Regions from separate parts of the Homo sapiens genome. Here region 1 is linked to region 2. Evidence: chromatin loops called from intact Hi-C (ENCODE). Cell type or tissue: CD4-positive, alpha-beta T cell. All regions are shown on one strand. Links, peaks and the distances in the headings refer to the core of each region. The heading gives the core; the rest is flanking DNA.

What was found. A loop is a pair of places that touch in the nucleus more often than their neighbours do. Peaks named below come from ENCODE experiments on the same cell type or tissue, not always from the same donor. Only the 100,000 strongest peaks of a DNase experiment are listed, where the experiment ranks them.
Region 1: a loop joins it to region 2, with 2.5 times the contacts of the local background. A loop is called at or near these places in 77 of 110 quality-filtered maps.

The regions. Positions count from the first base shown.
Region 1 is chr1:28,104,977-28,117,842 of GRCh38, forward strand. No RefSeq gene overlaps it. Among named protein-coding and RNA genes, the nearest start is that of EYA3, 23 kb to the left of the region's middle. RefSeq lists enhancers at 8,363-8,422, 8,473-8,522. In CD4-positive, alpha-beta T cell, for the core only: no CTCF peak of the experiment used is centred there; DNase peaks (open chromatin) are centred at 5,785, 6,435 and 7,945; H3K27ac peaks cover 877 bases.
Region 2 is chr1:28,193,342-28,202,270 of GRCh38, forward strand. DNAJC8 (DnaJ heat shock protein family (Hsp40) member C8) reads right to left here. Exons shown (of 9, transcript NM_014280.3): 9 at 6,937-8,029. The coding sequence ends at 7,907. It also overlaps a transcript of PTAFR not described here. Among named protein-coding and RNA genes, the nearest start is that of PTAFR, 21 kb to the left of the region's middle. RefSeq lists an enhancer at 3,951-4,000 and a silencer at 6,324-6,653. In CD4-positive, alpha-beta T cell, for the core only: no CTCF peak of the experiment used is centred there; a DNase peak (open chromatin) is centred at 6,390; H3K27ac peaks cover 664 bases.

The DNA.
Region 1 (12,866 bases), core at 2,979-7,978, 89 kb before region 2:
ACTGTGTTAGTCCTTCATATGCAGCGCCTCACTGACTTCTCCCAAGGGCACAATTATTATCTATCATTTGGCTATATATATTCTGATTCTCTCCACTTTACAGAAAACTGGGGCTCAAGGTTGTTAAATCATTAAGTCGAAGTCCCAGAGGTGGGAAGGGCGGGATCCAAACACAAGTGTGTGACTCCAGCGCTGGGGTAGGAGCACCTTGAAGGTGAAGGAGCCCAGCGAGCTGCAGCTTCCTAGTCCAGCCTCACGTCATCATCCCTGAGACCTAAGCTCCTCCCACTCAGATTCCTGAGCCAATCCGGAGAGAGGCCAATGGATATTGATAGACTCTGCATCTCTCCACCCTCTCTGAACCCAAGAGCTTTGTTTGCAAACTTGGTACAAAGCACTCAACTGCTAGCTTCCGAGGTTCCCATGAGTCACCTCTGCTGCCTGCAAGATCTGGGTCTGGATGAGCCCTAGCCACCCCTATACCCCACCCTCCCAAGTTATGGCACTTTGTAAGCCCTGCTTCTCTCTGTTTGTGTCATTTACCAGGGCTAGATTTCTCCCACTCCCATTCTCCGAGACTTAGTAAAGCCTAGTGGTTACATTTAGTAGGGTTACACAACAACCCTACTAAAAAGGCATGGTTATCATTTGTATTTTTAGGTTGAGGAGCCTGAAGATGAAGACTCTTACACACAGAAGCACAGACTTTGGTCTGCTTCACCACTGCTTCTGTGTATAAGATTTAGTTGGGGTTGCTGTGAGGATAAAATGCACTAACCTATATAACGTGTGTGTGTGTGTGTGTGTGTGTGTGTGTGTGTGTGTGTGTATTACAGTGCCTGGCACCTCGTAAGCACTCAGTAAACAATAGTTGCTATTCTCATTACTTTCATTGTTCATTGTTATCCCCATCCTATAGTCTGTCCAGCCTAACTTTCATCCCCATCTTCTGGTTTGGGGCCTAGATCTCCTGCCTCTTCTTGTCAATACATATTTTTTTTCTCTCTAGAAGTGAATCCCAACTCTGGGAGGACTCCCAGGTCACTGATGAGTCTTCTTCTGTTATACAGATCTCCCAGAATCAGGAGTTTGGCCTGCCTGACTTTTTCATTTATTAAACTTATTTCCAAGTGGATTTTTGTTGTGATGCTCACCAATTTTCATTTAGGACTTGAATGTAGGTAGTAGCCCCTGGGAGAATCAATAAAGGATGGGGGTACATGGGCTGGGGTTAGAGGCTGGACTCTTAAGTTAGCTGGGCCTGACCTGGCCCTTGCTGGCTGTGCTTCAGTTTCCTCAGCTACAAAATGGGGAGTTTTGGTCAGGTGCGGTGGCTCACGCCTGTAATCCCAACACTTTGGGAGGCCAAGGCAGGCACATCACTTGAGGTCAGGAGTTCGAGACCAGCCTGACCAACATGGTGAAGCCTTCCATCTCTACAAAAAATAATAAAAAAAAAATTAGCCAGGCATGGTGGCTCATGCCTGTAATCCCAGCTATTCGGGAGGCTGAGGCAAGAGAATCAATTGAACCCGGGAGGCAGAGATTGCAGTGAGCCGAGATCATGCCAGTGCACTCCAGCCTGGGCAACAGACCGAGACTCTGTCTCAAAAATAAATAAATAAAATAAAATAAAATGAGGAGTCTCTCTCTTTCAGGGATGTAGCAAGGATTCCATGATATAGTGTCTGGAAAGCCCATGTGCCTGGCACAGTGTAGGTATGAATGATGTCAGTTTCCTTCCCTCTTGGGCCCATCAGCAGCTTGAAATACTGCCAAAAGCATCTTAAAAGAGAGGTCCCATCTCTAAGGAAGTGGAAGGGTACCCTCTCTCCTGTTGCCCCCTCTCCTGTTGCCCCTTCTACTTTCTCCCCAGCCACTCCCTCCTTTCATCAGATGAAACTTTGTCATTCTGAAGTTGGGGGTGGGAGGTAGGGAAACAATGGGCAGAGAGGCTGTTCTGAGGGCCCCACGTGGCCCTCCCTGCTCGAATGCCATTTGGTCAGGAACCAGGCTTGCCATTTACAAAAACACATCCGTTCTGGAAACTACCACTTAAGGAAAAACTTTTTTGAGTCTTCAAAAACAGCAGTAAAAGGCAGGGCATGGTGGCTCACGCCTGTAATCCTAGCACTTTGGGAGGCCAAGGTGGGCGGATCACCTGAGGTCAGAAGTTAGAGACCATCCTGACCAACATGGAGAAACCCTATCTCTACTAAAACTACAAAATTAGCCTGGCGTGGTGGTGCATGCCTGTAATCCCACCTATTCGGGAAGACTGAAGCAGGAGAATTGCTTGAACCTGGGAGGCGGATGTTGCAGTGAGCTGAGATTGCGCCATTGCACTCCAGCCTGGGCAACAAGAGCAAAACTCCATCTCAATAAAATAAATAAATAAAATAAAACAAAAACAGCAGTAAAGATGATTAAAGAGGTAGAGAACAGGGCCTGTAGGGAAAACTCCAGAACCTGGATTGTTTAGGTTAAGGAAGTAAAGGCTGAAGGGCTAGGATGAGCTGCTGAGAAACAGTATTTGAGGAGGCAGAGCCAAATAGGACTGGTAAGTATATGCTATAGATTGAAAGGGGCGAGAGGAAGGGCGTTAAAAGGGTCTTGGCAAGTCCATTGATGCAGGGGCCTAAATTAGGTGGCTCTCCTTAAGAAAAAGAATGCAGAATTATAAATACAACATTACTAGGACCCTTCTTGGGCTTTAAAAGGAGTTTGTGCAGGTGAGGGGCCCTGGGGCTTAAACTCTGCTAACTTCACAGTGAATTTACCTCTAGCCAAGGGTGCAACAAGTGATCTGGTAACACAGGTTAGGGAAATGGTCTCAGAGCTTGATTGTTCTGGAAACTTCTTCTCTTCCCCTAATTCCTTCTTAGCTTGCAAAATGCAATGCAAGCCTGCCCTCCACTCAGAACTCCTATCAGACGTGGCCCTTCCCCACCATGGCGGTTTCATGCTTCTCCTTCATGCCTGCACCTATCACACACTCATTTGTACCACTCTGCTTGTGTATTAGTCATCTACTGCCATGTAACAAATTCTCCAAAATGTAGGGGCTTAAGACTATATCAATTCATTCTCTCAGTTTTAATGGATCAGGCATCCAGGCATGGCTTGGCTAAGTCCTTGGTCAGCGAAGGCTCAATGGAAAAGATCTGCTTCCTAGCTCACATGATTGTTGGCAGAATTCAGTTCCTCACAGGCTGTTGGACTGAGGCCTCAGTTCCTCAAGAGCTGCTAGCGGGAGGCCTCCCTGGGTTCCCTGCTACATAGGCCTCTCCATCAAGTAAGTGTGGCAGCTGGCTTCATCAGACCAAGCAAATGAGAGGGCAAGGAAAAGAGAGAGAGAGCTACCAAGATGGAAGTCACAGTTCTTTGTAACCTAATCACAGAAGTGACATCCTATCACTTTTGTCATATTCCATTCATCAGAAGCAATTCACTAGGTCCAGCCCATATTCATGGGTAGGGAATTACACAAGGGCATGAATATCAGGAAGCAGGGATCACTGGAAACCTTGTCGAAAGCCGCCACCACAACTGTCACTCCTTCTCATTAACTGTTGCCCTGCCTGCCTCTGCCATTCCATTATGAGCTCCTTGAAGACGAGGACCACATTTTACTCTGTGCTTCTTGTGCTTGTTAAGTGAATGGATGATGAATAAATGAGTGATTACTTACTCAAAGTAGCAGAAACAGAACCAAAAGCAAGTGCATCATTTTACTTAAAAGAGATTGCTATTTATTGTCTTCTGACCCAGCCATTTCACTTCTGGAAAGTTAAGAAAATAATCAAGAATGTAATTATAAGAGTATATTAAGAAACTTAGTTAAGGCTGGGAGCGGTGGCTCACTGTAATCCCAGCACTTTGGGAGGCCGAAACAGGTGGATCACTTGAGGTCAGGAGTTCGAGACCAGCCTGGTCAACATGGCAAAACCCCATCTCTACTAAAAATGCAAAAAAAATTAGATGGGCATGATGGCACATCCCTATAATCCCAGCTACATGGGAGGCTGAGGCACGAGAATAGCTTGAACCCAGGAGAAGGAGGTTGCAGTGAGCCGAGCCTGCACTCCAGCTTGGGCAAGAGTGAGACTGTGTCTCAAAAAAAAAAAAAGAAGAGGCTTAGTTAAAAGGTAGTCCGTTACAGCATTGTTTACAATAGCAAACTGCCCTCTCAAAAACAAAAATAAAAACAGCTAAACTGTAAACTAACTGAATGTCCAATGATAAAGGATTGATTAGCTGCTAAGCTATACACATACAGTGGATATTCTGCAGTCATCAAAATGAAAAATGCCTTGTCTTGCTCTGTCGCCCAGGCTGGAGTGCAATGGTGTGATCTCAGCTCACTGCAATCTCCGCCTCCCAGGTTAAAGCAATTCTCCTGCCTCAGCCTCCCGAGTAGCTGGAATTATAGGTGCACACCACCACGCCCGGCTAATTTTTATATTTTTAGTAGAGATGGGGTTTCACCATATTGGCCAGGCTGGTCTCTTGGCCAGGCTAGTCTTGAACTCCTGACATTGTGATCTGCCTGCCTCGGCCTCCCAAGCTGCTGGGATTACAGGCGTGAGCCACCACACCTGGCCAGTACTTCTTTTTTAAGTTACAAAGCAGCGTATGCATTTCATCTTTATACAAAGTGAATATACATGTTAAAATATCTGGGGCAGATACTACTTAGTCCAGGGCCTGATAGCTAGGCTGGTTCTCTCCTTTCGAATGGGAGACCTCTGCTGCAGACAAGCTCCAGCAGATCCTCAGTCAGGCCAAGAAGCATCTGAGCTTGATCCCTTCTTTGTATTTATTGGATTTAGAGGTATTAGAAAAGCATTGTATGTCTTAAGTCTGGCATTGTTCAATCCGGATGTTAGGACAGAAAGAATTACCCAGAGGCCTGGTGTGGTGGCTCATGTCTATAATCCCAGCTTTTTGAGAGGCCAAGGTGAGCAGATCACTTGAGGCCAGGAGTTCAAGACCAGCCTGGCCAACATGGTGAAACGCTGTCTCTACTAAAAATACAACAAATTAGCTGGATGTGGTGGCATGTGCCTGTAATCCCAGCTACTCGGGAGGCTGAGGCAAGAGAACTGATTGAACTTTGGAGGCAGAGGTTGCAGTGAGCTTAGATCGTGACACTGTGCTCCCGCCTGGGCGACGAAGCGAGACTCAGTCTCAAAAAAAAAAATAAATAAAAAGGAAAGAAAGAATAACCCAGAGCCCTGTAACAAACTGGGTCCCAACAATCCATCCAAGTTTTACTCAGTGAATGTGGATTATAGCAAACTGAAGAAAGAAGGTCCAGATTTGTAAATGAAGTGTTTCACTATTAAAGCTGCTTTCGAATGAAGGTCTTTCTGAAGCCATCCGCACAATTTTCCATTTAATCAGGAAATATTTGTCCTCTAAATACATGAAATCATGTTGATGTAATGTGTTGGAGATTACCCTGATTAATAAATAATTGAAACTTGAAAAATAAATCTGGAAGGATTAGATCAGTTTTGAACGGCCATGAAGTTCAGATAAGCCAATTTTAAGTTTCATTAAACAAATAGGTGTTTTGGTTTTTTGTGTTATTCACATGACAAGATGTCTGGAGTCAGGCAGGTTCTGGCCCTAGTTCTTTCTAGCTCAGTATCACCACAGTTCTTTTGGTTTTCCCCTCTTGCTTGCCACCCCAGGTCATATGATGGCTGCCCCAGCTCCAGGCATCTCACCCACATTCAAATCAGGAAGAACTGGTATGGGAAAGCTCCAGTCATGGCTGACTCTTTACTAGGAAAACAAAAGCTTTCCTAGAAGTCCCCCGCCAGACTTCCTTAACTCTCCCATTGGCTGAGTCATATGGAGATTCCCAGACACAGGGGAGGCTGAAGACACTAGAAACAGAATTTCATGATTGATAATAGAAAATTATGATTTGTGCTCCAAGGCTGGGCACTCAAACAAGCTTGGAATTCTGTTAATGAAGAAGGGGAAGGGATCAAGTAACTGTTACCCCCTTTAGACAGGACACAGTGCATCCTACTTTGTCACAGTCACCTCACTCCTTTTAGATTGCTTTACTCAGTTAATCACCTGCCTAGCCCCTGTGAAGGCATTTGAACTTTCAACACTTGGATACAAGGCTCAGAGTTAGAAAGTGTGAAAAGATTGCTAACTGTCTCCATTATCCATTACTTCCCCCTTTCTTCTAGTAATAAAATAATTTTCACCCCAAGATATAGCAGGGTATATGGCTGCCCAGATCCAGATCATAGTTCATGGTCACCGCTGCCATGGTAGCTAGCTGGGTGTGACCATGTAACTAAGTACTCACCACTGGAAAATGTATAGATTCATGTGATCATCACTTCTACATCATTTCCTAAAGTGAAATTGTTAGCCATTTACTTCCTCTTTCCCCCACTTACCACAGGCTTGTATATAGATGCTTCAATGATGTCCTTGGAGACGGCAGAGCAACAAGATAGAGGGAACCTGTATCCCCAAATGACTACCTGAAGCAGAGCCCCTTACTCACCTCTGGACTCATCCTGAATCACCCATATGCTTAAAGGGATAAAACAACAACAAAAGACAAAATAAGAACAACAAACAAAACCTGTAAAACAAGAGATTCAAAATAAATTTGCTCTAGCTGGGGCATGGTGGCTCATGCCTGTAATCCCAATACTTTGGGAAGTGGAGGCAGGAGGATCACATGAGCCCAAATGTTCAAGACCAGCCTGGGCAAGATAATGAGACCCTAAAGTAACTGGGCATGGTGGCCCATGCCAATAATCCCAGCTACTCGGGAGGCTGAGGTGGGAGAATCACTTGAGCCCAGGAGGTTGAGGCTGCTCTGAGACATGATCCAGGCATGGTGGTGAGCACCTGTAATCCTAGCTACTCAGGAGGCTGAGGCAGGAGGATTCCTTACACCCAGGAGTTTGAGGTTACAGTGAGCTATGATCATACCATGGTACTCCAGCATGGAAGACAGAATGAGATCCTGTCTCAGTAATAAATAAGTAAATAAATAAATTTATTCTGTATTTTTGAGCCTCTTTACTAAAGCAGCTTATTCTGTTCCTTAACTCATATAGGAAAGAAAAAAACAAACTTCATTATGCCATTGGTGTGTTGTTAATAGTTAAAAAAAAAAAAGAAGAAGAAGAAGATTGGGAGCTAAGACGAAAAAAACAGAGATGTCAACTAAATGGAGGAATAAGAGATGTTCTTATAAAGACTTGCATTACTGGGGAGGCAACTGAATAAACAGGCAGGACAGTGAAAGAGCCTAATCAGATGCCCACTGAGCTCTGCTTTGGAGTTAATATGGTTTGGCGTTGAAGCAAAATACAAAGACCAGGGTGAAGTCAAACCATTGCAGTCTACATACGGCAGGAAGGCCCATGGTTCAAGAAGGGTCTGTGTAGATATGAATTAGATGGGAGGACCATTAGTCAGGGTCCTTAGGTTGCAAGCAACAGAAAGCAACTCTGAGTTGCTCAAACAAAACAAAGAATTTACTAGAAAGACATTGGGAAGACCAAAGAATCTAAGGAAGATCTCAACAGCCAAGGCCAAGAAAAGGATAAGGTGCAGGTAAGCTCTGGGAATCCCACTTACAGAAACTTGTGGTTTCCCTAGTATGCAGCAGAATCACCTGGAGGGGTTTTTAAAACACAGATTGCTGGGGCCTACCCCTAGAGTTTCTAATCCAGTAGGTGTGGGTTGGGGCCCGGGAATCTGTATTTCTAACAGGTTCCCAGATGCTGTTGCTGCAGGTCAAGGGACCCCCTTATGAGAAGCACTGCTTTAGGGGAAACACATCAAATGACTCAGCTCCCACTTCCTTCCATCCCTGAGTGTCTCCACAGTTCCAAAGTCCTGAGAAAGTCCAGTTGACCCAGGATTGAGTCACTCTTGTGGTCAGAGAGGTGGCGTTCTGTGATTGGCAGCCATGTGAGTATCACTTGGTGTGGGGATGGGGGAAGTTCCTCCAAGGAAGGAACACTGGACACAAAACTAGACGATGTCCTCAAAATGGTAGTTGGGCAAGCTAAATGCACAACTCTCTCCATCTGGAGCAAGATCTTCAGCAGCAGCTTCTCCTCTCAGGGCAGAAGTTCCAGAATAGAGAACTGGAGGCGGGTGGGGTGGTAGGGAGAGGGAGAAGGTGGACTTCTACAGACCATTATCTCTATTCTAACCTCATTTCGTTTCCTGTCAAGAGAAGACACTCCTGCCCCCTAGAGACCAGTGATCAATTCCACAGCAGCTTTGGTGGCTATGAAAGCCCTGAGGAGTCAGTAGACCTTGCGCTGAGACCCATTTTGACCAGTTAGGCCACAGCTCAAGACAACATTTTACCGTGCATGTTGTAGCTTTTTTCAGCTGCAGAGAAATCAACAGAGATAGTTCCTGAAAAGCCTAAGCATCTCATTTTTGCATCATACTGTATATGCTCCTACAGGGGAGAAGAAACTTCCATCTACCCTCTTAGGTTCTATGGCTGGCCTAAGTTTTTTTTTTTTTTCTTTCTTTTTTTTGAGACACAGTCTCACTCTGTCGCCCAGGCTGGAGTGCAAAGGCACGATCTCGGCTCACCACAACCTCCGCCTCCCGGGTTCAAGTGATTCTCCTGCCTCAGCCTGCCGAGTAGCTGGAATTACAGGTGCGCACCACCATGCCTGGCTAATTTTTGTATTTTTAGTAGAGACGGGATTTCACCATGTTGGCCAGGCTGTTCTCAAACTCCTAACCCCAAGTGATCCACCTGCCTTGGCCTCCCAAAGTGCTGGGATTACAGGTGTGAGCCACCACGCCCAGCCTGGCCTAAGTATTAATATTAAACAGACATAAGACAGAATAACATGAGAAAAGCATACAAAGTTTTTAAATATTTTATCTATACACAGGAGTCGTCAGAAGGAAAGTGAAAACCCAAAGAATTAATTAAGCCCAAATGCTTATATACCTTTTTACATAAAGAATAATAAATCGGTGGGTGATGTGAACTGGAGTCTGAGCCGGCTATAAAGAGAACAACAACAACAAAAGAATGACAGGCCAGGCTTGGTGGCTCACACCTGTAATCCCAGCACTTTGGGAGGCCAAAGCTGGTGGATCACCTGAGGTCAAGAGTTCAAGACCAGCCTGGCCAACATGAGGAAATCCCGTCTCTACTAAAAATACAAAAATTAGCTGGGCTTGGTGGCGGGTGCCTGTAGTCTCAGCTCCTCGGGAGGCTGAGGCAGGAAAATTGCTTGAACCTGGGAGGCAGAGGTTGCAGTGAGCCAAGACTGTGCCACTGCACTCCAGCCTGGGCAACAGAGACTCTGTCTAAAAAAAAAAAAAAAGAATGACAAATTGTGGGGATGTGACAAGACAAAGAGGCTTGAGCTAAAGGCAGTTAGTTGTGGGACAATGACTAGGAAATACATGGGGTTATTTTAGTAGGTTCATTTGTACAGGCCCACTGCGCCATCAACCCTCAGTCTCCGGTGATGGGAATGTGCTTCTCTTCCTGGTACAGAGAGGGCATCTTTCTCATGGGAAATTTTATGAACTGTATTTAGGTAAAAAGATGGAATTCAGAGGGTTCTTCCTGCACCGGCTGTTTCTCAAGTGGCTTCAGCTCAAAATAATATGCCAGAGTGGCATATTTTGGGGTGGCATGTCCTGAACCCCTTCACTAACAATGAATTTTCTTCTTCAGAAAAACTTGGTAGTGGTCAGGCACAATGGCTCACGGTTGTAATCCCGGCACTTTGGTAGGCCGAGGCAGGCGGATCACCTGAGGTCAGGTGTTCAAGACCAGCCTGGCCAGCATGGTGAAACCCCATCTCTACTAAATAAAAATACAAAAATTAGCTGGGTGTGGTGGCACATGCCTGTTATCCCAGCTAGTTAGGAGGCCAAAGCAGGAGAATTGCTTGAACCTGGGAGGCAGACGTTGCAGTGAGTCAAGATGGTGCCACTGCACTCTAGCCTGGGCGACAGAGCAAGACTTTGTCTCAGAAAAAAAAAAAAAGAGAAAAGAAAAACTTGGTAGAGAAAAAAAAAATCTGTTAACCTAATTAAACAAGCCTACAGTTGTGTAAGCTGGATTGTCAGCTATCAGATGCTCTTATAATGTGGCTCACCTGAGCTTACAAATGAATATCATTATTTCAAGGAGTGTGTTGAACCATTATGTTAATATTTACACAGCAATTAATGTAATACACCATATTAATTGAATAAAGAACAAAACCCACCCCTCCAATAGATGCCTAAAAACATTCGACAAAATCTAACAGTTTAAAAGCATTCAACAAACTAGGGAGAGAAGGGGACTTTCTCAACCAGATAAAGGATATCTACAAAAACCCCCAGCTAACATCATACTTCCTTGTGAAAGACTGGACGCTTTCCCCGAAGATCCCTTGTTAAGATTAATGGTTGCATGCGGTGGTGGGGGGGAACAGGAAGTGACTGCTAGTGGGTATGGGGTTTCTTTTTGAGGTGGTGAAATTAGTGGTGATTGTTGCACAACTTTGTCAATGAATACACTAAAAATCAGTAAGGGTATGGTGGCTCACACCTGTAATCCTAGCACTTTGGTAGGCTGAGGCAGGAGGCTCACTGGAGCCCAGGAGTTCAAGACAAGCCTGGGCAACATAATGAGACTTCATCTCTACTGAAAAAAAAAAAAGAAAAATTAACTGGGCATAGTGGTGCACATCTGTAGTCCTGGCTACTCAGGAGGCTGAAGCGGGAGAATCTCTGGAGCCCAGGAGGTCGAGGCTTCAGTGAGCCATGATTGCACCACTGCACTCCAGCCTGGTCAACAGAGTGAGACCCTGTCTCAAAAAAACAAAACAACAACAACAAAAAAAGCCACTGAAGTGTACACTTTAAAAGATACCTGAATTAAATCTCAAAACTGCTTTTTTTTTTAGTAGGGGACAGGGTCTCACTCTGTTGCTCATACTGGAGTGCAGTGGCTCGATCTTGGCTCACTGCAACCTCCACCTGCGCAAGGATGACACAAACATTCATAAAGCATTCCATATTTAATTTTTAAAAAAAAATCAAAATTACTTAGTAAGGAAATATTCACTTAAGAAGTCCTAAATTAGATGGGATCCAGAGTTAATTAATTCAGCAGCTGGCTGGTGTCATCAAGGACCCAAGTTCTTTTTTTTTTGAGACAGACTCTCGCTCTGTCACCCAGGATGGAGTGCAGTGGCTTGATCTCGTCTCACTGCAACCTCCATCTCCCAGGTTCAAGTGATTCTCCTGCCTCAGCCTCCCGAGTAGCTGAGATTACAGGTCCACACCACCATGGCCAGCTAATTTTTGTATTTTTAGTAGAGATGGGGTTTCACCATGTTGGCCAGGCTGGTTTTGAGCTCCTGATCTCAGGTGATCTGCCTGCCTCAGCCTCCTAAACTGCTGGGATTACAGATGTGAGCCACTGTGCCCGGCCCAAGGGCCCAAGTTCTGTGCTCTTGCCACTCTGCTATCCTCAACTTGCTGGCTCATCTTCAGGCTGCCTTAGATCTAGCCACCCTGTCTGCTTTTTTTTAAGAGATATGGGTCTCGCTATGTTGCCCAAGCTGGTCTCAAACTCCTGGCCTTAAGTGATCCTCCCATGTTGGCCCTTTGAGTAGCTAGGATTACAGGCGGGAGCCACTATGCTAGGCCTGTTTACATATTAAAGTGAACCCATGTATTGGTCAGGATTCTTTTGGTTGCAAATGTCAGAAATCTAACCCAGACTAGCTGAAAAAAAGTAGTTCAAAGGGACTTCAGACATGTCTGGATCAAGGAGAGCATCAGAACTCTCTTTCCATCTTTCGGGGTTTATTTGATTTTGTTTGGCTTCATTCTCAAACAGGTAGCAAGATGGCTGCTGGTAGTGCCAAGCCATCACTGCTGTGTATCTTTTTTTTTTTTTTTTTTTTTTTGAGACGGAGTCTTGCTCTTTTGCCCAGGCTGGAGTGCACTGGCATGATCTCGGCTCACTGCAACGTCCGCCTCCTGGGTTCAAGCAATTCTTGTGCCTCAGCCTCATGAGTAGCTGGGATTACAGGTGCCCGCCACCATGCTCGGCTAGTTTTTGTGTTTTTAGTAGAGACAGGGTTTCACCATGTTGCCCAGGCTGGTCTCGAACTCCAGGGCTCAAGCGATCCACCCACTTCGGCTTTCCAAAGTGCTGGGATTACAGGCGTGAGCCACCGCACCCGGCCCACTGCTGCGCATCTTATAATGAGACAGAAAGAAAAAAAGATGGTGAGCGGGAAGGAAAAGAGAGAGAGACCGTCTTTCCTCTAATGTCCATATAATAAATATGAAGGATCTTATTAACTCACAGGCCTATCCCTGGACCAATCACCGGGGCCAAAAGAATACAGACTTTGGATTGGCCAGTCCTGGGTCTTCTGCCAAGACCCAAACCACAGGGACTGAGCTGGACTGGGGAGAGGAGGAACAATTTCCCATAGGAAGACAGGTCAAGCAATGAAAATGTGCCTGCCACACCCTAGAAGGCTGTAGAACATGAGGACATGAGCCATGTAGGACGTGAGGATGATGCCAGGGTTCCAGTGCAAGCTGAGACTTAAGGGTACCTTCCAAGAAACCAGGAGGAAAGAGCGCAAGGAACTGGAGTTTTTGGAGGGCTTAGTATGTGTGGACCCAAGAGCCCAGAGCTACTTGGAAGTGGCAGAAGCTGGGCTTAAACAATGTGTTTTTTAATTCCAAAGTCCATGCTGTTAGCACTGGAAGGACTAATCAAAGACAGTGGGGCTGAGACAGAGAGCAGCTTTATTCTTGTAATAGTGAGAGATGTCCGGGAGGCACTGTGGAGGGGG
Region 2 (8,929 bases), core at 3,930-8,929:
GTGAGGCAATATTGTCCGTTGGTGCCCGTTCGTGTATGTGTATAGGGAGGGTCATGGGTTGTATCTGTGGATGATGAGGGTCTGTTGTGTGTTGTGAAGGGATTCTGTGGGTGACGAGGATGTGTTTTGTGTGGTGTGTGAGGAATGCTGCGTCTGTTGGTGAGTGTGTGTGAATGGCCCTGAGGGGTGAGAGGATTGTGCTGTGTCTGTGGGCAACAAAGACGGGCCATGTGTCCTTGAGGGGGTGCCAACAGGAGGGAAATCAGACATCACCTAGCTCTGTGGACCCTTCCAGAATCTGAGCAGCCCTGGGGATTCTGCAGGGCAGCTAGACAAAGCGGCCGAAACTTAGCCCTTCCCTCAGGCCACCAGCCTCTTACCTGAGAAACAGCAGGGACAATGGTCCAGGCAGTGACAAAGAGGCTGAGGCAGATGGGGGTCCCCTGAGAGCATGTTTCCTGGACGGCTTCTCGGGGAGGTCCTGGATGACTTCTCGGGGAGCTCAGGAAGCAGGTAATGAGTGCACAGGAGGCAGAGGACGGGCCCAGGCACAGGTGTGTGACTCACTCTGCTCTACCCTCCAATGAGCAGCAGCAGGATGAAGGATTAGGAAAGGCCTGCCCCCGGGCTCTGCTGGGTGGGCAGGGCAGCTGAGGCCAGGAAGCCAGCTCCTGGGGCGGGGCCCCAACACCAAGGTCACCGGGAATACCCACATCCAGCCAGGCACACCAGCTCATCCCACAATACTGGGCTGGGCCCCTCTGATGCTGCGCCCCTCTGGGAGGAAGGGCTGGGCTTGGGCTGGCAGGGGAGAGAGGAACTGGGTCCTTTGACTGAGGGGGAGATGAGCCCTGACCTAGAGAAGGTTTTAGCCCTGTCCTCAGGAGCCCCCAGCCTGGGGGAGATGGGGACACAGCCCTGTCCTCAGGAGCCCCAAGCCTGGGGGAGATGGGGACACAGCCCTGTCCTCAGGAGTCCCCAGCCTGGGGGAGATGGGGACACAGCCCTGTCCTCGGGAGCCCGGGCTTCAATTCAATGGGTACAGCCCCAAATCCAGTGAGCCCCAAGTTGATGAAAAAGACCCAAAGCTGCTTTCAGAAGGCACCCTGTCTGAGGGGACACACAGCCAGTTTGCCCACAGGAGGCCAGTACAATGGGTGTGACAAAGCCCTGCCCACAGGTGCCCTCAACAGAAGGGGAGACAGACCTGCCTTCAGAAATGCCCAGCCTCTGGGAAAGAGAAGTTTCTGCCTTCTGAAGCCATATCCGGCTGAGAGGGAGACAAAGCCATCCCTGTCCCCATAGCCATCAGGCTGAGGGAGAAGACAAACCCTTGCACCTCAGAGTTCTGGCAAAAGCCTAGGACTGCACCCAGTGCTCCAGCTTTGCACGTTCTGCACTGAAAGTTACTCTATTTCTATTAATACCTCTCCCCACCGCCCCCTACCACAACCAAAATATTGGGCTTAGCAGGGAGCAGAGGTGTCAGGCCACAGAGGAAAGCAAACTGGGCCATGGCATAGGTGAACATTCTCAAATGCCAGCTCTAAGAATCTGCCAGATGAGGGCTTAACCGCCGCCTCTGGTCCTCAGCTTGAGCCCTGCAGTGAATGTTTTCTGAGCCTATTTCCTGAGTCTGTAAGAGCCACACATACTCCCTACCTCACACTTAGCATGATGACTGGCACGTACCAGGAATTCAGTAAATGAAAATCACTTTATTTACCCAAGCTCCTGTTGAGTGTCCCAGGCTTAGGGGTCAACTCCTTTCCCCACATCAGACTCAGTTGGAGAACTTGTTAAAAATAAAAGTTTAGCCGGGCGGGGTGGCTCACGCCTGTAATCCTAGCACTTTGGGAGGCTGAGGTGAGTGGATCACCCAAGGTCAGGAGTTCAAGACCAGCCTGGTCAACATGGTGAAACCCCGTCTGTACTAAAAATACAAAAATTAGCCAGGCATGGTGGTGGGCGCCTGTAATCCCAGCTACTCGGGAGGCTGAGGCAGGAGAATCGCTTGAACCCAGGAGGTCGAGGTTGCAGTGAGCTGAGATTGCACCATTGCACCCCAGCCTGGTTGACAAGAGTGAGACTCCATCTCAAAAAAATAAAAAATAAAATAAATTAATTAAATAAAGGCTTAGGCCAGGCGTAGTGGTGTATGTCTGTAATCTCATCACTGTGGGAGGCTGCCGTAGAGGATCACTTGAGACCAGGAGTTCGAGACCAGCCTGGGCAACAAATCCAGACCCCATCTCTACCAAGAAAAAAAAAATTAGCTAAGTATGGTGGTTTGCACCTGCAGTCCCAGCTATTTGGGAGACTGAGGTAGGAGGATCGTTCAAGCCCAGGAGATTGAGGCTGCAGTGAGCCATGATTGCAACTGCACTCCAGCCTGGGTGACAGAGCAAGACCCCATTTCAAAAAAAAAAAAAAAAAAAGATTCTGATATAGCAGTGCTGGTGATGGGGCCAGGAAGAGTAAAATTTTAACAAGCACCCAGGCGATTCCAAGGTAGCAGCCCATGGAGCAATACAGGCTTGGAAGGACTCCAGAGGAAGCCAAGGAGAGGAGGGTTCAATCCTTCAGAGGCTGTTTCTAGCTATGCTTGCCTATCTCCCACCAGAGGAATGGCAGCCCCACTAAGCCACAGGTATGTGGTTAGGATAATGGCATCACTGACAGAACCCTAAGCTCTACCCACCCCCCACCTCTTGGAGGACTGGCTGTCCCTGCCTGATGGCTCCATCCCTGGCTGGGTTAAGTTGGGAGCTTGTTAAAGATCCAGCTGTCTGTCTCCCCACCACACACACACATACCCCACCCTGAATCAGAATCTTCAGGGAGATCAGAAAATGTCCTTGTAGGCCAGGTGCGGTGGCTTATGCCTATAATCCTAGCACTGTAGGAGGTTGAGGTGGGAGGACTACTTGAGCTCCGGAGTTCGAGACCAGCCTGAGCAACATAGTGAGGCAGGATAGTTTGAGCCCGGGAGGTTGAGGCAGCAGTGAGCCATGATCATCGTGCCACCACACTGCAGCCTGGGCAACAAAGACCCTGTCTCAAAAAAAAAAAAAAAAAAAAAGAAATGTCTTTTTAACAAGCTTCCCAGGTGTCCTCAATCCTCAGCTCTTTCATCCCTTTATTTAAGCAGGGAACAACCAGCAGGAGTGGGGCAGAGAGGAACGGCCACTGTGCACCCCACTGTGCTGGGCACCTGGCTTCCCTGACCTCCTCAGTCCTCAGGATACCACACACAGTAGAGTCAGGATTCAAACTCCAGTCTGTCTGATGCCAAATGCAGGCATATTGTCTCCATTTGGAAGGTTTGCCTCCATTTGTTTTATAATGAACAGAATCTCACTAATTTGCAAAACAGGAATGGAGACGGTGTTTTTACCCTCATTTTACCAGAGGAGGCAGCTAAAGTCCAGAGAGGGGAAATGATTTGCCAGAGACACAATGCTAATGAGTGGTAGAGCAGAAAACTCAAGGAGGTGGGTGACTTCACGCCCTTTTGCACTCATTCCACAGGGCCCTTGTCGAGCTCCGAGCCCCCAGTTCTAATGGTGAGAAGCACTGATAACCTCCAGCAAGAGGCAGATGATCCAGATGTGCTAGGTTGAGGTTGGGGAGAGGGAGAAGGAAATCTAGAGGGGCAAATCCTGTTTCCTTGAGTTCCACCCTTACAGCAGGCCCAGACCCATCCACAACCTCCCACACATTTCTTCCTACTTCCACTGGGGCCCCAGGGAAGCGGGAGGGGCCAGAAAGTGAAGCTGGCTGTGGCTGCTCCAGGAAGCAGCTGAGAAGCCACAGCCATAGGGTTGCGGGCGTTCAGGTGACTGGAATGCCGAAGGCAACAACAGCTGATGCTTTCTTTCAGTGGTTACAATTTTTTTTTTTTTTTTTTTGAGACGGAGTCTCGCTCTGTCACCCAGGCTGGAGTGCAGTGGCACAAGATCTTGGCTCACTGCCTGCAACCTCCACCTCCGGGGTTCGTGATTCTCCTGCCTCAGCTTCCCAAGTAGCTGGGACACAGGCACGTACCACCATGCCTGCACCACCGTGCCCAGCTAATTTTTTATTTTTAGTAGAGACGGGGTTTCACTATGTTGGCCGGGGTGGTCTCAAACTCCTGACCTCTAGTGATCTGCCTGCATCGGCCTCTCAAAGTGCTCGGATTACAGGCATGAACCACCACGCCCAGCCTACACTTCATTTTAAAGGTGCAGTTCCCACTTTACATACCAGGATGCTGAGGCTCAGAGTTGATGTTACTGGCCCATATGCCGGGTTTCTACCCATACCTGGCTGGCTCCTTCCACCTCACCTCTGCCCACAAAGGTCCTCTTGCCAGCAGTTGGCTCCACAGCTGGGGAGCCTATCTGCTCCACTATTTACAGAAAACAAGAAAAGTGGCTCATCCAGCCTTTCATTTTCTTCTGGGCCCTGGCACTCCTCCAGCAAGCCTTCCCTACCCAGAGAGCTCCCCTTAACCTATTCATGGATGAAGGGGTGGGAGAGGATGGCACTGCCATAGCCACAGCCCCACCCTGGAGGCCGGTCTTGACTGTACTGCCTCAAGTCAATGCCCAGCATACACTCCTCTCCCCAGCCACGTCATCACAGAGATTGCTCCAAGCAGGGTTATGAGAATGGGCTGGGACCACTGCTGATCTTCCCAGTGGGTCTGTCACTAAAATGTGCCAGAAAGTAAGTGGGAAGACTTTGGTCCATCTAGGAAAATACGATGTCCTGACTGAAACCCAAATTCCTCAATATGCCATTACGATCTCCCTGATCTCATCTCACCTCACGTCTGTGCTCTAAGCATAACAAATGTTGTTCAGTCCCATGAATGGGCTATTCTCTTACCTTCTGGGCCTTTGCACATGCCACTCTCTCTGACTGAAACACCTTTCCCTCAAGTCCCACCCCTTCTGTGCCAGACACTGTTGTTTCTAGCAGGCATTCTTTTTTTTTTTTTTTGAGACGGAGTTTCATTGTCGCCCAGGATGGAGTGCAGTGGCGCGATCTCGGCTCACTGCAAGATCCACATCCCGAGTTCACGCCATTCTCCTGCCTCAGCCTCCCGAGTAGCTGGGACTACAGGCGCCTGCTACCACGTCCGGCTAATTTTTTGTATTTTTAGTAGAGACAGGGTGTCACCGTGTTAGCCAGGATGGCCTCGATCTCCTGACCTTGTGATCCGCCTGCCTTGACCTCCCAAAGTGCTGGGATTACAGGCGTGAGCCACCCCACCCGGCCTTTCCAGCAGGCATTCTTTCATCTTTACCAACTTAATTTTATTGGAAACAGGTGCCCAATCCCAAGGAGTAAGGCTTGGTATATTGCCTGTCTGTTCTTCGCAGCTCTCCCAGCCAAACTTACCAAGAGGGGTCCCTGTGACCCATTTTCTAACCAGTGACATCTTCTGGGAAAAATTTTGCTCCCTGGATGACTTATTTCTGTTTGGTAGTTGTTATAAGATGTGGTGCTAGAAACTTCTTGCAACTATGAGATGCCAAACCCTCCACAGAGGACGGAGAAGCATAGTAAGAGCCTGTTTCCCTGGAGGTATTACTGAATGAATGATTCCACCATGAACAATACCTGAAACCACCTGTCTCCACTTATGGAAGTAAAATATTCCTCTAATTCTTTTTGCCAGTTATTCCTTGCAGCCAAAACACTCCTAACTGATGCATCAGCCCCTGGGTTCCAGTTTTTAAAAGGGCCACTTTCTTCAGGAAACATTCCCTGGCTGCTAAAAATGAGATCAAGGGCCCCCTTCTCGGAGCAGTGGACAGTCTTCTTGCCCGTGTGCCCCAGCTGTGAGGCAGGCAACAGGGGTCCTGCAGTGTTCACCACTGTATTTCTAAACCAGCATATTTGTTCAATGAATAAACACACCTGATATGATTTGGATTTGTGTCCCCACCCAAATCTCATGCCCAATTGTAATCCCCCACGTTGGAGGAGGGACCTGGTAAGAGGTCATATGATCCATATGTTTGGATCATAGGGGCCGCCCCCTTTGCTGTTCTTGTGATAGTGAGTTCTTATCTATCACTATCCAGATAGTGAGATCTGGTTGTTTAAAAGCGTACAGCACCTCTCCCTGCGCTCTCTTCCTCCTGCTCCGGCCATGTAAGACGTGCCTCCTTCCTCTTCACCTTCTGCCACAACTGTTAAGTTTCCTGAGGCCTCCCCAGCCATGCTTCCTGTAAAGCCTGTGAAACCATGAGTCAATTAAACCTCTTTTCTTTATAAATTACCCAGTCTCAGGTAGTTCTTCATAGCAGTGTGAGAACTAACACCCATAGCTAATTGCTGGCACAGCCTCCTTGAGGGCAAAGGTAAGTTTGCAGATAGCTGAACTGAACCACCACCACTTAACCTCTAAGGAAGCGGTGTGTGCACCCACATCCTGGACTGAAATGGGGTTGCTTGGCTTTGCTTGGCTAGAAAAGATAATCACTGCCCCCCTAGTCAGGACTGCATTACCTCACGGCATGTATCACTTTTGCAGGGCAACTAAACATTTTCTCCCCCTGCCTTGGTCCAGTTTTAGCCAGAAGCACACCCACCCACCCACCCACTCATCACTGTGCTCTACTTCACATGTGGTTTGGATGTGCTCAGTGGTACTTGGAAGGACAGTAAGACACCCAAGCCTCTGTCCTCTCCCACAGAGAAATGAAAGTTGCACTTCTCATGATACTAAAAGACATGGTGCCTTTCGTAGTCATTGTGCCTGTTTACTCATCTACAAGACATTGCAAAAAGCAAAACTCTAGTTTTGAGTCACCTAGTTTCCTGTATCTTCACATTTCAAGTGTCACCTTTCCCCTTCTCACTTTGGGCCCCTCCTGAGGGCTGATTCTGTCCCTGAAAGCAAGCAGGACATTTAAGCATAGACTGTGAGCTGGACGCTTTCATATATTACTTCATTTAATCCTCAAAACAATCAGTATCTTCATTTTACACAGAAATAATAGGATATTGGCAATACCCAAGGAGCACTATGGTAGTTACCTTGTATATGCCATGGCAAATCTGCCCTAAAAGCTGCTGCAGTAATTCATATTCCCATTTCATAGATGAAGAAACTAAGGTTCAGCCAGGTCTGTCCAACCCCAAAGCATTTTGGGGTTCAGCCAAGCCAGACAAGGGACCCACAAGGGAGAGTACAAGGAAAAGTACATCAATGGCTTGGGTATAAAAATTTATTATACATAAAGAATATTACCACTAACAAATGCAGACAGGCTAGGACATGGTACTGGGTGGAGGACGGCTAGCTCTTTGGAAAGTGAAAGGTTTGGGTGGCGTGGGCCTCATGCCACACTGATTGGTCAGTAGACAGGGGGCACATGCCAAACACCACAGGGCATCAGATGCTGCTCTGTGTGCTCACAAGTGTTCCCTGTCTTATCTGGGCCTTCGAAGGGAGCACACCCAGAAGCGAGCAACTGAAGCGAAGGGGCTTCCTAAGGTGCCCCTTCCAGGCTTGTCTCTGAAGTCACAGCAACACTGTTTTAAGCAGTATGTTTAATTGGATGATTTCCACAAACTATCCACGAAGTTTCTAACCATCACAATTCAGTGAAGTACAAAACACTGAGTTACAGGCTGTGGGAAGAGAAGGCAGCACCAATGGTGGCACCTTCTAATACTGGTTGTTCTAGGGGCAGGGAGAGGGAAAGGTCTTTTTTTAAACCAAGCCCCTCATTTCAATGTACAAAAGAATTACTCTGATCGATATTAAATCGTATTGAAAACAAAATGGACTAAAAAGCAAATACTACTCTATGTTGGGGTGGAAGTGGGAGGAAAGAATGAGTCCTTCGAAGCAGGAAGGGAGATAGCAGGGGAAAGGTTCTGTGCCTGTGACCTTGGGCGGTCACTCACGTTGCTCCATTTTTACTTTCGGTGGTCTCAGGAAGGTCCGATTTTTCTTCTCTTTCTTCCCCTTCGTATTGGCTTGGAAGTTTCGCCAGCTGTCCACACGACCATCTCGACTTTCCTAAGTACAAAAGAAGTTTGAGGTGAGGAGACCAGTCAATGAGTGGAAAGGCCTAAACCTGGTCTGCCATCCACTCACCCTCCTGTAGCCCAGCCCACTTCAGTCCTCTGGAATAACCCAAGAGTAGAATAGAGCTGGCCAGGCACAGTGGCTCATACCTATAATCCCAGCACTTCGGGAGGCCGAGGCGGGCAGATCACCTGAGGTCAGGAGTTCAAGACCAGCCTGGCCAACATGGTGAAACCCTGTGTCTAATAAAAATACAAAAATTAGCCGGGCGTGGTGGCAGGTGCCTGTAATCCCAGCTACTCGGGAGGCTGAGGCAGGAGAATCGCTTGAGCCTGGCAGGCAGAGGTTGCAGTGAGCCCAGACCATGCCACTGCACTCCAGCCTGAACAACAAGAGCGAGACTTTGTATCAAAAAAAAAAAAAAGAAAAGAAAAAAAGAAAAAAGAGTAGAATAGGCCAGGCATGGTGGCTCACACATCAGGTGGATCACCTGAGGTTGGGAGTTCGAGACCAGCCTGACCAATATGGAGAAACCCCATCTCTACTAAAAATATAAAAAGTTAGCCGGGCATGGTGGCGCATGCCTGTTAATCCCAGCTACTCGGGAGGCTGAGGCAGGAGAATCACTTGAACCTGGGAGGCGGAGGTCGCAGTGAGCCAAGATCACGCCATCGCACTCCAGCCTGAGCAACAAGGGCAAAACTCCGTCTCAAAAAAAAAGTAGAATAGAGCTTTCTTCCCACTCCCAAGGGCCCAAGAAAGTGTCATAGCACCCCTAGAACGCAGGATGAGCTGCAGGTTGCAAGAGGAGGACGAAATCAGTAATAATCATCACAACACTGAGGCCCCATTTGTTGGGGACCTCGAGGCTAGACGTTTAACATGGTTTTT